Regions from separate parts of the Homo sapiens genome. Here region 1 is linked to region 2. The links are chromatin contacts, found by Hi-C or POLR2A ChIA-PET in ENCODE. All regions are on one chromosome and are shown on one strand. Each heading gives the region's core, a stretch centred on a gene start or an enhancer-like site at or near the end of the contact. The rest is flanking DNA. Distances are from core to core; before and after follow the strand shown. Region 1 holds the start of LINC02967 (long intergenic non-protein coding RNA 2967). Region 2 holds the start of GGTLC1 (gamma-glutamyltransferase light chain 1).

Region 1 (6,558 bases), core at 1,056-3,555, 930 kb after region 2:
GAAGCCCACATAAAGAGCCAGCCACTTCAACCTTCTATAAAGTTCTCCAGGCTACCGAAAGGTAGGCTGACAGATTTCACAGATAAAGACACAGGATGCTCAGTTAAATTTGAATTTCAGATCATGAATGATTTTTAGTATAAGCGCATCCTATGCAATATATAGGACATATTTATGCTAAATATTTTTGTGTTGTTTATCTGAAATTCAAACTTAGTCTTTCTACTGGCCACTGTAGGTAGCAGGGAAGCCACACAAGACCTGAAAGTCATCCCTGGGTGAACACCACAGTGCTGGGCACAGCAAGGCAGGTTCATCTGCCTCCAAGGACCAACCCCACCTTTGCCTGCTCAGAACTGACCATGCATAACCCCTGTCATCAGCTCTAACCTTCAATCCTGTCTTCCATCACCTGGGAAAGGCTCTCAGTTCTTCCAGTAAATATCATTTCCAGGCTCTCCAACCCTCCCCCGTTCCTGATGATCTGGCCACTGGCAACTTGCACCCCTGATACTGACCCAGCCACAGAGCTGCTTCTCATCTGTGTCAGTTACAGTCCCTCCATGCTGAAAGCAAAACCGGAAAACTCAACTGGAATCATCTTAAACAGTAAGGGGATTTATGGGAACTCCTACCTGGAAAATCTAGTGGTAAGTGAGTTTCAGGGTGGGCTCGATCTAGGGGTTTGTCATGACTGAGTCTCTACAATTCTCCCCCTTCCAGCTTCTCCTGAGCCTGGCTGCCCCTGTGTACCAAAAAGGCTGTCAGCAGCTTAGGGGCTACACACAGCTTCATACATATCCATGGGAGGGAAAGTGGGACAGAGAGAGGGGTAGATACTTTTCTCCCACAATGATAGAACATAAGTCTTTCACAAGACGCTGACTGAGCCACCTTCCATCCCTGCCCACCTCTAAAGCAACTGAACCAAAGTGGGCCAAGAAGAATCGCTGCATGAGCTGGAATGGGCCGGCCCCTCCTGCACCGGGCACTGCAGGACCACAGTCTCCACTGCCCCAGCTGTGCCCAGCATTGCGGGAAGCAGGCGGCCCCTGCGCAGGTTCATGAAGCTCACTTACTGCTAGATTCTCCAGGTAGGAGTTTCAGAAATCCCTTTACTGTTTAAAACCATTCCAGTTGGGTTCTCCAGTTTTGGTTGGCTTTGTTTTTCAGCATGGAGGAGCTGCAGCTGACACAGGTGAGCAGCAGCTCTGTGGCTGGGTCAGTATCAGGGGTGAGAGTTGCCAGTGGCCAGCAAGTGGGGAATGGTGAGGGCTAGAGAGGCTGGAAATGGCATTTCTCCGAAGAACCGAGAGCCCTCCTGGGAGGCTTAGACTTTAATTCTCTCTGGACACACTTGAGCAGATGACGTTCCAAAGGTGCCACACCAGTACGTCCCTCCCATCTGCTTTCTGGTGATAGGACCTGACACTGTCCCACCAAGAGGTGGGGTCTGCTTGGTTTCCCATCTCTTGAATCTGAGCGGGTCTGCAATTCTGGCAAAAGTGATACTAGGTGACTTTCGAGGCTAAGTCATAAAAAAGGATGACTTCCACTTGCTGCTCCAGGGAACTCTCATGCTCAGAGCCCGGCCACCAGGCTGTGAGGAAGCCCAGGTGGCCACCAGGCAGGCCACGTGGAGGCGTTCCCACCCCAGCCCACCGAGATCCAGCCAGCAGCCAGCGCCACTCCAGATATGTGAAGGAAGAGCCTTCCATGATGCCAGGCCCCACCCTCGGATCCCCCAGCTAGCATCCCAGACCTGGTGGCCACAGGCCCCCACCACGTGGTCCCGATCCCTGGCCTCAGAAGGTCTGAGAATGATGGAAGGGATGGTGGCTCCAGGACTAAGCTTTGCAGTGACCCGTGCAGCTAAGTTAAGTGGAACCCTCCAACCCCCAAACGCCGAGATTCTCCACGCCAGAGGCCCGGTGGGTGGGTGAGGGGCCTGCCAAGCCTGGGAGATTTATTTGCAGGATTTTCCCCACGGACTCATAACTGAAATCGCAGAAGGCCTTGCGGTTTAGAGGCCCTGTCTCATGCCCCAAATTGCATTTTCCCGGAAAGGGCTCAGGGCGACTGAGGTCCCCACCGCCGCTGCGGAGCAGGCTAGGGACTGGGGCAGGTCCCGGCACAGGGGAGGGGGGCGGGGGCGCTGCCAAGGTCTCACAGCTGAAGAGGGAAGCCAGCCGGGGCCTACGGAAAGCTGGAAAATGCGCTCAGGCCGGGCCGTGCTCATGGCTGGGATCACAGCGCCACCCTGTGGCCGACGCTCTCCTTCGGCTCGCAACAGTCTGGAGAAATTGAATTGCATTCTTCATGGAGAAACACAGACCGAAAAAGATCTTCCAGCCCAGCAGCAAGAAAACCACCACTGACTTTTAGAAGTCGAGTGCAAACAGAACAGAAAGGTAGTGAACGCCACCTCCCCCTGACTCCTCTCTTTCTCTGGAAATCTGCCCCAGGAGGTTTTGTGTTTCTTTCATACATTGTTTTTGCACAGAAAAAGTCTCTCTCATGCACACATGAGACTCCTGAGACCACCTCACTCCTGCCCTGCACACTTTGTGCACACTCCTGGATCAGCGATGCCCTTCTGTCTCCTGGCACACGCAGGCCACAGCCAGAGGCCACCCCCACCCCACTGGCAAGTTGGCGTCTGCAGGCAGAGTTCACGGGTCACTCAATCCCAGGCCTGGGCCCAGCAGGGGCCTGAGTGGTCCTTGCCCACAAGGCGGACAGCCTTGAGGACCCAGGAGCCAGGACCATGCTGCCGGGGCCTGATCCCCAGCCTTGCGTAACTTCTGGCAACTTCTTGCTCTCTGCATGCCCGTTTCCTTGTCTGTAAAATGATAGGATTCAATGAAGACACAGCTGGTTCAAGAGATCTGTTGTACAACGTGGTGACTCTAGTTAGTGACAGTGTACACCTGCTTGAACATTGCTACATAGGATCTTAAGTGTTCTTATGGAATGAGACCACCACTTCTCCTGTTGTCCTTCCCAGCTTCCCCACCTCCCCTTTTCCCTAGTTTATAAGACAGTAGAAAAGGGAGAAAGCAAAAAGTTGGAAAGAAACAGAAGTAAGATAAATAGCTAGACGACCTTGGCGCCGCCACCTGGCCCTGGTGGTTAAAACAATAATAATAATATTAACCCCTGACCAAAACTACTGGTGTTATCTGTAAATTCCAGACATTGTATGAGAAAGCACTGCAAAACTTTTTGTTCTGTTAGCTGATGTATGTAGCCCCTAGTCACGTTCCTCACACTTACTTGATCTATCATGACCCTTTCACGTGGACCCCTTAGAGTTGTAAGCCCTTAAAAGGGCTAGGAATTTCTTTTTCGGGGAGCTCAGCTCTTAAGACTTGAGTCTGCCGATGCTACCAGCCGAATAAAAACCTCTTCCTTCTCTTCCTTCTTTAATCCGGGTCTGAGGAGTTTTGTCTGCGGCTCATCCTGCTACATTTCTTGGTTCCCTGACCGGGAAGCGAGGTGATTACTGGATGGTCGAGTCAGCCCCTTAGGCAGCTTAGGCCTGCCCTGTGGAGCATCCCTGCGGGGGACTCCGGCCAGCTCGAGCGACGTGGATCCTGAGAGCGTTCCCGGGTAGGCACTTGCCCCTGTGGAACGCCTCATCAGAGCAGTGTATGGCAGGCCCCCATGGAGGATCAACGCAGTGGCTGAACACCAGGAAGGAACTGGCACTTTAAGTCTGGACATCTGAAACTTGGTAAGACTGGTCTTTGGAACTTGCCCCACTCCATTTGAGTGGAAGCGTGGCCTGATCACCCATGGTGTGCCTGTACTGGCATTTTGGTTTTTGTTTTTGACTTGACTTGAATTGCTTGATACTTTGGTTTTGGTTTTGACCTGGCTTGGATTTCTGGATGCTCTGATTTTGGTTTTGATTCTGTTTGGTGTAAACTGAAAAAGTGTGTTTGTGCCCTTTTAACCCGTTCTTTGTTCTGTGGTGTGCGTGGTATGAGCTTGGTGTTTTGTCTCGAGGAAACATGGGTCAGACACAAAGTAAGCTCACTCCACTAGGAACTATGTTGAAAAATTTTAAGAAGGGATTTAATGGACACTATGGGGTTACTATGACATCAGAGAAACTTAGAACTTTGTGTGAAATAGATTGGCCAACATTAGAAGTAGGTTGGCCATCAGAAGGAAGCCTGGACAGATCCCTTGTTTCTAAGGTATGGCACATGGTAACTGGTAAGTCAGGACACTCAGACCAGTTCCCGTACATAGACACTTGGTTACAGCTGGTGCTAGACCCCCCACAGTGGCTAAAAGGGCAGGCAGCAGCAGTGCTAGTAGCAAAGGGACAGATAGCCAAGGAAGGATCCCGCTCCACCTGCCAAGGGAAATCAACTCCCGAAGTTCTGTTCAACCCAACATCAGAAGATCCATTGCAGGAGATGGCACCAGTGATCCCAGTGGTGCCCTCCCCTTACCAGAGAAAGAGGCTCCCCACTCTTGAGCCCACAGTGCTTGCACCTCCACAAAACAAACATATCCTTAGGCCACCCAGAGTAAACAAGAGAGGAGTTGAAGCCTCCGGAGAAACTCCTCCCTTGGCAGCTCATTTAAGACCCAAAACTGGGATACAAATGCTCCTGAGAGAGCAGCAGTATACTGGGATAGATGAGGATGGTCATGTTGTGGAGAGGCATGTTTTTGCATACCAGCCCTTCACCTCTGCCGACCTTCTCAACTGGAAAAACAATACCCCGTCCTATACTGAAAAGCCACAAGCTCTAACTGATTTGCTCCAAACTATTATCCAGACCCATAACCCCACTTGGGCTGATTGCCACCAGCTGCTCATGTTCCTCTTTAACACAGATGTAAGGTGGAGAGTGCTCCAAGCAGCAACTAAGTGGCTAGAGGAACGTGCACTGGCTGATTACCAAAATCCCCAAGAGTATGTAAGGACCCAGTTACCAGGAACCGAACCCCAGTGGGACCCAAATGAAAGAGAGGATATGCAAAGGCTAAACTGATACAGGGAAGCTCTCTTGGAAGGATTAAAGAGGGGATCCCAGAAGGCCACAAATGTTAACAAGGTCTCTGAGGTCATTCAGGGAAAAGAAGAAAGTCCAGCACAATTCTACGAGAGATTGTGTGAGGCCTATCGTATGCATACTCCCTTTGATCCTGATAGCCCTGAAAATCAGTGCATGATTAACATGGCTTTAGTTAGTCAAAGCACTGAAGACATTAGAAGAAAACTGCAGAAACAGGATGGGTTTGCAAGGATGAATACATCACAGTTATTAGAAGTAGCTAACCAGGTGTTTGTAAACAGGGATGCAGTAAGCTGTAAGGAAAATTGCAAAGAGAATGAACGTCAGGCCCGGCGAAACACCGACCTGTTTGTTAGCTGCAGCAATCAGAGGGGTACCCCCAAAGAGGCAAGGGAAGGGGAGCCCTGGGAAAGAAACTCAGCCTTGAGAAACAGCTCCAGTCTACAGCTCCCAGCGTGAGCGATGCAGAAGATGGGTGATTTCTGCATTTCCATCTGAGGTACCGGGTTCATCTCACTAGGGAGTGCCAGACAGTGGGAGCAGGACAGTGGGTGCAGCACACTCTGCGAGAGCCAAAGCAAGGTGAGGCACTGCCTCACTCGGGAAGTGCAAGGGGTCAGGGAGTTCCCTTTCCTAGTCAGAGAAAGGGGTGACAGACGGCACCTGGAAAATCGGGTCACTCCCACCCTAATACTGCACTTTTCCAACAGGCTTAAAAAAATGGCACACCAGGAGATTATATCCCGCACATGGCTCGGAGGGTCCTATGCCTGCGGAGTCTCACTGATTGCTAGCACAGCAGTCTGAGATCAAACTGCAAGGTGGTAGCAAGGCTGGGGGAGGGGCGCTTGCCATTGCCCAGGCTTGATTAGGTAAACAAAGCAGCTGGGAAGCTCGAACTGGGTGGAGCCCAACACAGCTCAAGGAGGCCTTCCTGCCTCTGTAGGCTCCACCTCTGGGGGGCAGGGCACAGACATACAAAAAGACAGCAGTAATCTCTGCAGACTTAAATGTCCCTGTCTGACAGCTTTGAAGAGAGCAGTGGTTCTCCCAGCATGAAGCTGGAGATATGAGAACGGGCAGACTGCCTCCTCAAGTGGGTCCCTGACCCCCGACCCCCAAGCAGCCTAACTGGGAAGCACCCCCCAGTAGGGGCAGACTGACACCTCACACGGCCGGGTACTCCTCTGAGACAAAACTTCCAGAGGAACGATCAGGCAGCAGCATTTGCAGTTCACCAATATCCGCTGTTCTACAGCCACCACTGTTCTGCAGCCACCGCTGCTGATACCCAGGCAAACAGGGTCTGGAGTGGAACTCTAGCAAACTCTAGCAGACCTGCAGCTGAGGGTCCTGTCTGTTAGAAGGAAAACTAACAAACAGAAAGGACATCCACACCAAAAACCCATCTGTACATCACCATCATCAAAGACAAAAGTAGATAAAACCACAAAGATGGGGAAAAAACAGAGCAGAAAAACTGGAAACTCTAAAAAGCAGAGCGCCTCTCCTCCTCCAA
Region 2 (6,560 bases), core at 378-2,877:
AGGCTGGTGAGCGATAGGCAGAGAGTGAATGGAGTGGGGTGGGGAGAAAAGGCTGAAGATGCAGGCTGGGGCCCATCCCACAGGACATCCTAGGTCCCATAACAACTGGCTTTTGCTCTGTGCCATGCAGGCTTAGGGCAGAGGAATGAGCAGGCTGGGGAGTGTTTTCACAGGGTCCCTCTGGCAGCTATGACGGGGATAAGGATAAAGTCCAAAGGGGAGGCTGTGGGTATCAACCAGGCAAGAGATGATGGCCTGGGTGGGAGAAAGAGAAGAATCAAGGATGGCGCCGACTAGCGAGGTAAACTCTGCAGAAGGGGCAGGTTTGGGGATGGTCAGGAGCTTGATTTTGGATACTTCATCAGACCTGAAGAGCATGGGTGCACGTATAAAAAAAATAAATAAATAAGCATGGGTTCACGGGCAAGGGCGGGCTGAGAGATGAACATGGAGGTATTGACATTGAGTGGCTGCTGGATGCCATGAGCCTGGCCAAGGTCCCCAAGGCAGTGGCGAGGAGGAGATGAGGAGGTCAAGGAGGAGACAGAGAGGATGGACCCGAAGGCCGAAGAAAATGCCTCAAGGGAGTTTCAACACCGGGCGCGGTGGCTCACGGCTGTAATCCCAGCACTTTGGGAGGCCGAGGCCTGTAATCCCAGCACTTTGGGAGGGCGGATCACGACGTCAGGAGATCGAGACCATCCTGGCTAACACAGTGAAACCCCGTCTCTACTAAAAATACAAAAAATTAGCCGGGTGTGGTGGCGGGCGCCTGTAGTCCCAACTCCAGAGGCTGAGGCAGGAGAATGGCGTGAACCCGGTAGGCGGAGCTTGCGGTGAGCCGAGATCAGGCCACTGGAATCCAGGCTGGGCGACAGAGGGAGACTCCATCTCAAAAAAAAAAAAAAAAAAAAAAAGAGTCTGGCTCTGTTGCCCAGGCTGGAGTGCAGTGGCGTGATCTCGGCACATCACAATCCCTTCCCCACCCCCGGGTTCAAGTGATTCTTGTGTCTCAACCGCCGGAGTAGCTGGGACTACAGGCGCATGCCACCATGTCTGACTAAATTTGTATTTTTACTAGAGACGGGGTTTCGCTATGTTGGCCAGGCTGGTCTCCAACTCCTGAGCTCGTGATCCGTCCGCTCCGACCTCCCAAAGTGCTAGGATTATAGGCATAAGCCACCACGCCCGGCCTCTTTTTTTTCTTTTTCTTTATTTGGAGACTGAGTTTTGCACTTGTTGCCCAGGCTGGAGTGCAATGGCGCGATCTCAGCTCACTGCAATCTCCACCTCAGCAGGAGAGCAGGAATCTTCAGTGATCCACGGGCAGATCTGCCGCCATTGTGGGCACCTGTTCCTCCCGCGACCTTTGTGCCCGTGTCTCTCCTTCCAGTACCTATTGCATGACCCCCCACGTCCGCCTCCCGCCATTGCCAGCAAGTGCCTTGCGCGGGTACCTGGCTGCGCTTATTAATCCGTTAAGCTCACTCTGTCACCGGCGCCATTAAGTGCTCACGCGCCCACTCCCTCAGGTTTAAAAGGCGCGTTGCCCGGCAGCAGAAGAAACTGCTGGCTTCGCCTTTGGCCGAGTTGGCGGCTGGACGAGGACGCAGAGCCCAGCTCTCGAGAGTTCAAGCAACCGACGGTTCCCCAGGGCTCCCAGGAGCGGTTACCTGGGCACTCTGTGCCCCTCCTTCCTGTTCGGGCCCAGGCCTAGGACCTGCCAGTAGGGCTCAGTTGCCTGGAGCCGGTTCAGCCCATCCCCCAGTTCACTTTGCTTGTGGGATCTCCCCGTTGCTCCTGCCTGTGGACTGAGTGGCAGGCCATCCTACAAGCACCCGGACACTTGACATCAGTGGTGTCAAGACAACTCTAAGAAGGTTTTCCGTGATCCTGCAAGCCCTGCGTTCCTTCCTGGGATCCTGCTTTCAATTTGATTGCACAGGTACCACAGCAAGCCAGTGCTGTGTGCTCTGAGTTCCAGGGCGTCCTCCAGCTCAGCCACTCCACTGAGCACAAGGACTCTCTGTGGGGCCCAGGAGCCGGGAGTCACCCCTTTGGTGTCCAAAACACCCGGCTGTCCCCAGACTTGTGTCCAGGGAAGACAGTGTTGAGGGCCCTCAAGGAGAGCGGGGCAGGGATGCCTGAGCAGGACAAGGACCCTAGAGTCCAAGAGAATCCTGATGATCAGAGAAGGGTCCCCGAGGTCACCGGGGATGCACGGTCTGCATTTCGGCCCCTGCGGGACAATGGAGGCCTCTCTCTCCCTTTGTGCCCGGGCCCGGGCCTCTGCAGACAGACCTCCATACCCAGAGGTGAGAAATCAGATATAACCAGACATCCCAGACCTCCTGGACGAGCTCCTGCACCAAACGAAATGCCATCTCCAGCTCCTGCAGCTCCACGGGAGGCTTGCCGGGGCTAAAGCGGAGGAGGGGACCAGCCTCATCCCACAGCCAGCTGACCCTCAGTTCCTCAAAGACAGTGGGTGAGGACAGGCTTCAGGCTGTCTCTTCGGGTCACACCCAGTGTGAAAAGGCAGCAGATATAGCACCAGGGCAGACACTCACCCTCAGGAATGACTCCTCCATATCCGAGGCCTCTAGGCCCAGTATACACAAGTTTCCCCTGCTGCCATGCAGGCGAGGGGAGCCTTTGATGCTGCCACCTCCCTTAGAGCTGGGGTACCGGGTCACTGTTGAAGACCTGGACCGGGAGAAGGAGGCAGCATTCCAGCGCATCAATAGTGCACTGCAGGTTGAGGACAAGGCCATCTCGGACTGCAGACTCTCACGGCCTTCCCACACTTTGTCCTCACTTGCAACAGGGACTTCTGGTCTGCCTGCCGTTTCTAAAGCACCCAGTATGGATGCACAGCAGGAGAGACACAAGTCCCAAGACTGCCTGGGCCTACTGGCCCCCCTAGCACCTGCTGCAGAGGTCCCCTCTACAGCTCCCATGTCTGGGAAGAAGCACAGACCACCAGGCCCCCTGTTCTCCTCCTCAGATCCCCTTCCTGCCACCTCTTCCCACTCCCAGGACTCAGCCCAGGTCACCTCGCTGATTCCTGCCCCCTTCCCAGCTGCAAGCATGGATGCGGGCATGAGAAGAACAAGCCCTGGCACTTCTGCTCCTGCAGCCGCAGCAGCCCCTCCCCCCTCCACATTGAACCCCACGTTGGGGTCACTACTAGAGTGGATAGAGGCCCTTCACATTTCTGGGCCTCAGCCACAGCTGCAGCAGGTGCCCAGAGGTCAGAACCAGAGATCCCAGACCTCCCGGACCAGCTCGTGCCCCAAACGAAAGGCCATCTCCAGCTCCTACAGCTCTACGGGAGGCCTCCCGGAACGAAAGCGGAGGAGGGGGCCAGCCTCATCCCACTGCCAGCTGACCCTCAGTTCCTCAAACACAGTGAGTGAGGACGGACCTCAGGCTGTCTCTTCGGGTCACACCCATTGTGAAAAGACGGCAGATACAGCACCAGGGCAGACACTCGCCCCCAGGGGTGGCTTCCCCAGATCCCAGGCCTCTAGGCCCTGTAGACACAAGTTTCCCCTGCTGCCACGCAGGCGAGGGGAGCCTTTGATGCTGCCTCCTCCCTTAGAGCTGGGGTACCGGGTCACTGCTGAAGACCTGGACCGGGAGAAGGAGGTGGCATTCCAGCGCATCAAGAGTGCACTGCAGGTTGAGGACAAGGCCATCTAGGACTGCAGACCCTCATGGCCTTCCCACACTTTGTCCTCACTTGCAACAGGGGCTTCTGGTCTGCCTGCCATTTCTAAAGCACCCAGTATGGATGCACAGCAGGAGAGACACAAGTCCCAAGACTGCCTGGGCCTAGTGGCCCCCCAGCATCTGCTGCACAGGCCTGTAGTCCCAGCTACTCGGGAGGCTGAGGCAGGAGAACGGCATAAACCCGGGAGGCAGAGCTTGCAGTGAGCTGAGATTGTGCCACTGCACTCCAGCCTGGGTGGCAGAGCGAGACTCCGTCTCAAAAAAAAAGAAAAAGAAAAAAAAGTTCTTGTGACATTTGTGTATGAAATCAGCCTTCACTACATGGATAGGACCAGCACGCTTCCGCGGCACGACTCTGCAATCTTACTACATTTTTTTTTTATTTTGTATTTTATTTATTCCTTTTGAGACAGAGTCTCACTCTGTCACCCAGGCTGAAGTGCAGCCGAGATCTCGGCTCACTGCAACCTCCACCTCCTGGGTTCAAGCAATTCTCCTGTCTCAGCCTCCCAAGTAGCTGGGACTACAGGCACATGTCAAAACGCCCGGCTAATTTTTGTAATTTTAGTAGAGATGGAGTTTTGCCATATTGGTCAGGCTGGTCTCGAACTCCTGACCTCAGGTGATCGACCTGTCTTAGCCTCCCGAAGTGCTAGGATTACAGGTGTATGTTTATTTATTTATTTAAGATGGAATCTTGCTCTGTATTTATTAATTTATTTATTTGAGATGGAGTCTTGCTCCATCGCCCAGGCTAGACTGCAGTGGTGCAATCTCGGCTCCCTGCAACCTCTGACTTCCAGTTTCAAGCGATTCTCCTGCCTCAGTGTCCCAAGTAGCTGGGATTACAGGTGCCTGCCACCACAGCTGGCTAATTTTTGTATTTTTAGTAGAGACAGTGTTTCACCATCTTGGCCAGGCTGGTCTCGGGCTCCTGACCTCATGAGCCACCTGCCTCAGCCTCGCAAAGTGTTGGGACTACAGGTCTAAGGCACCATGCTCGGCCATATTTATTTATTTAATTATTTAGAGACAAAGTCTTGCTCTGTCACCCAGGCTGGAGTGCAGTGGCGCCATCTCAGCTCACTGCAGCCTCCGCCTCCGAGGTTTAAGCGATTCTCATGCCTCAGCCTCCTGAGTAACTGGGACTACAGGTACTCACCACCATGCAGGGATATTTTTTTCTATCTTTTTGTAGAGACACAGTTTCACCATGTTGGCCAGGCTGGTCTCGAACTCCTGACCTTAGGTGATCGGACAGCCTCGTCCTCTCAAAGTACTGGGATTACAGGCATGAGTCACCATACCTGGCCTCTCACTACATTTAAGTGATGCCATGGCTCATGCCTGTAATCCTAGCATTTTGGGAGGCCAAGGCAGGTGGATTACCTGAGGTCAGGAGTTCGACACGAGCCTGGCCAACATGGGGAAACCCCGTCTCTAGTAAAAATACAAAAATTAGTCAGGCATGGTGGTACAAGCCTGTAGGCCCAGCTACTTGGAAGGCTGAGGCAGGAGAATCACTTTAACTGGGAGGCAAAGGTTGCAGTGAGCCAATATCATGCCACTGCACTCCAGCTTGGGTGACAGAGTGAGACATCATCTCAAAAAAAAAAAAAAAGAAAAGAAAAACATATGATGCCGGGGCATCTTGGCCTCAATACCTGCATGAGCACAGTCATGTCCAGGCCAGGGCTGCTGGTCGAGGTCCGGCCCCATCTCTTCCAGCAGAAAGGGAGTAAGCTTGCAGGGAGGCTGGGGGACAAGATCCCAGGATCTCAGCCTCTGCTCATGGATGAGCTCTGAGACCCCAAGTGAGCTGGGGGTGCTCCGTGCGCATTGGTTTCCCCAGCTGTCAAGTAAAGGGATTGGATGAGGAAGTCTTGTCAAGGTGGAATGATCTCAGATTTGGGGCAGCAGTGAATGATCCCGCTCCCTGGGCCGTGCCAGTGTCCCGGCCTCAGCTGAACACAGCCCCAACACTCTGGAATGGGGATGAGGGGGCAGTCAGCTCTTGCTCCTAGTAAGAGAGATGCAATAGGGCTCTGTGGCTGAGCTGGGTGCCTTGCCTCACACCTGTAATCCCAACCTTTGAGAGGCTGAGGCGGGAGGATTGCTTGAGGCCGGGAATTTTGAGAATAGCCTGGACAACATAGCCAGACCCCATGTCTACAAAATAATAATAAAACACACAGCTATAGTCCAAGCTACTTGGCAGGCTGAGGCAGGAAGGTCCCTTGAGTCCGGGAATTGGAGGCTGCATTGAGCTATAATCGCACCACTGCACTCCAGCTTGGGTGACAAACTGAGACCCTGTCTCTAAAAGAAAAAAAATCGGCCTGTGAGCATGGGTTTGATTTTCAAACAGGACCCGGAGGGTAGGGACAGACAGTGCTGTCACCCTTAGGTGCTGAACACTCAGAAACAGGCCAGCGGCAGCCCTTTCCTCACCTGCAGACACCAGATTGGGCAGGACACCACGTGGCACTTGCAGCTCTTGCAGTGAGGGCAGAACCCAGTGTCAACCCTTCTGCCTGTGGGAGGGGCTGCTGAGGCCTGCGGAGAGGCCAGGGTGGAGGCTCGTCCCCTTGTCCAGCCCTTGGCATGGTCTCCATCAGGTTCCCAGCCCACCAGTGCAGGGCGCCCCTGAGCCTGCTGCTGCCACGGGCCCGGTCTCTACCCAGGACGTCCCCCCACCCTCGCAGTGTCAGGGAAATTATCATGGTGGCGGTGACACTCTGCAGGCAGGGCTGCTGAGAGAAGCTGAGAAGGGTCACACTGCAGGCAGGGGCCCATGTGACAAGCCCCTCTCACCCCGAGAGAGC

Evidence for each region. A loop is a pair of places that touch in the nucleus more often than their neighbours do. ChIA-PET counts read pairs that join two places held with the same protein, here RNA polymerase II (POLR2A). Pooled maps may share reads with other maps.
Region 1: a pooled map shows a loop between it and region 2 (4-fold over the local background). The contact joins the promoter of LINC02967 here to the promoter of GGTLC1 in region 2. A Hi-C loop is called at or near these places in 4 of 168 maps with a recorded cell type or tissue (MCF 10A, chondrocyte, endothelial cell of umbilical vein and 1 more), 3 of 37 single-sample maps with no recorded cell type and 13 of 50 pooled maps. POLR2A ChIA-PET finds 5 or more read pairs at or near these places in 1 of 52 experiments (H1).

Annotation. Positions count from the first base shown.
Region 1 is chr20:24,916,259-24,922,816 of GRCh38, forward strand. It overlaps LINC02967 (long intergenic non-protein coding RNA 2967), which reads left to right and starts at 2,306. Exons shown (of 3, transcript XR_001754563.2): 1 at 2,306-3,736. RefSeq lists enhancers at 1,907-1,976, 2,243-2,876 and a silencer at 2,127-2,186.
Region 2 is chr20:23,987,152-23,993,711 of GRCh38, forward strand. It overlaps GGTLC1 (gamma-glutamyltransferase light chain 1), which reads right to left and starts at 1,628. Exons shown (of 6, transcript NM_178311.3): 1 at 1,458-1,628. It also overlaps the pseudogene POM121L3P.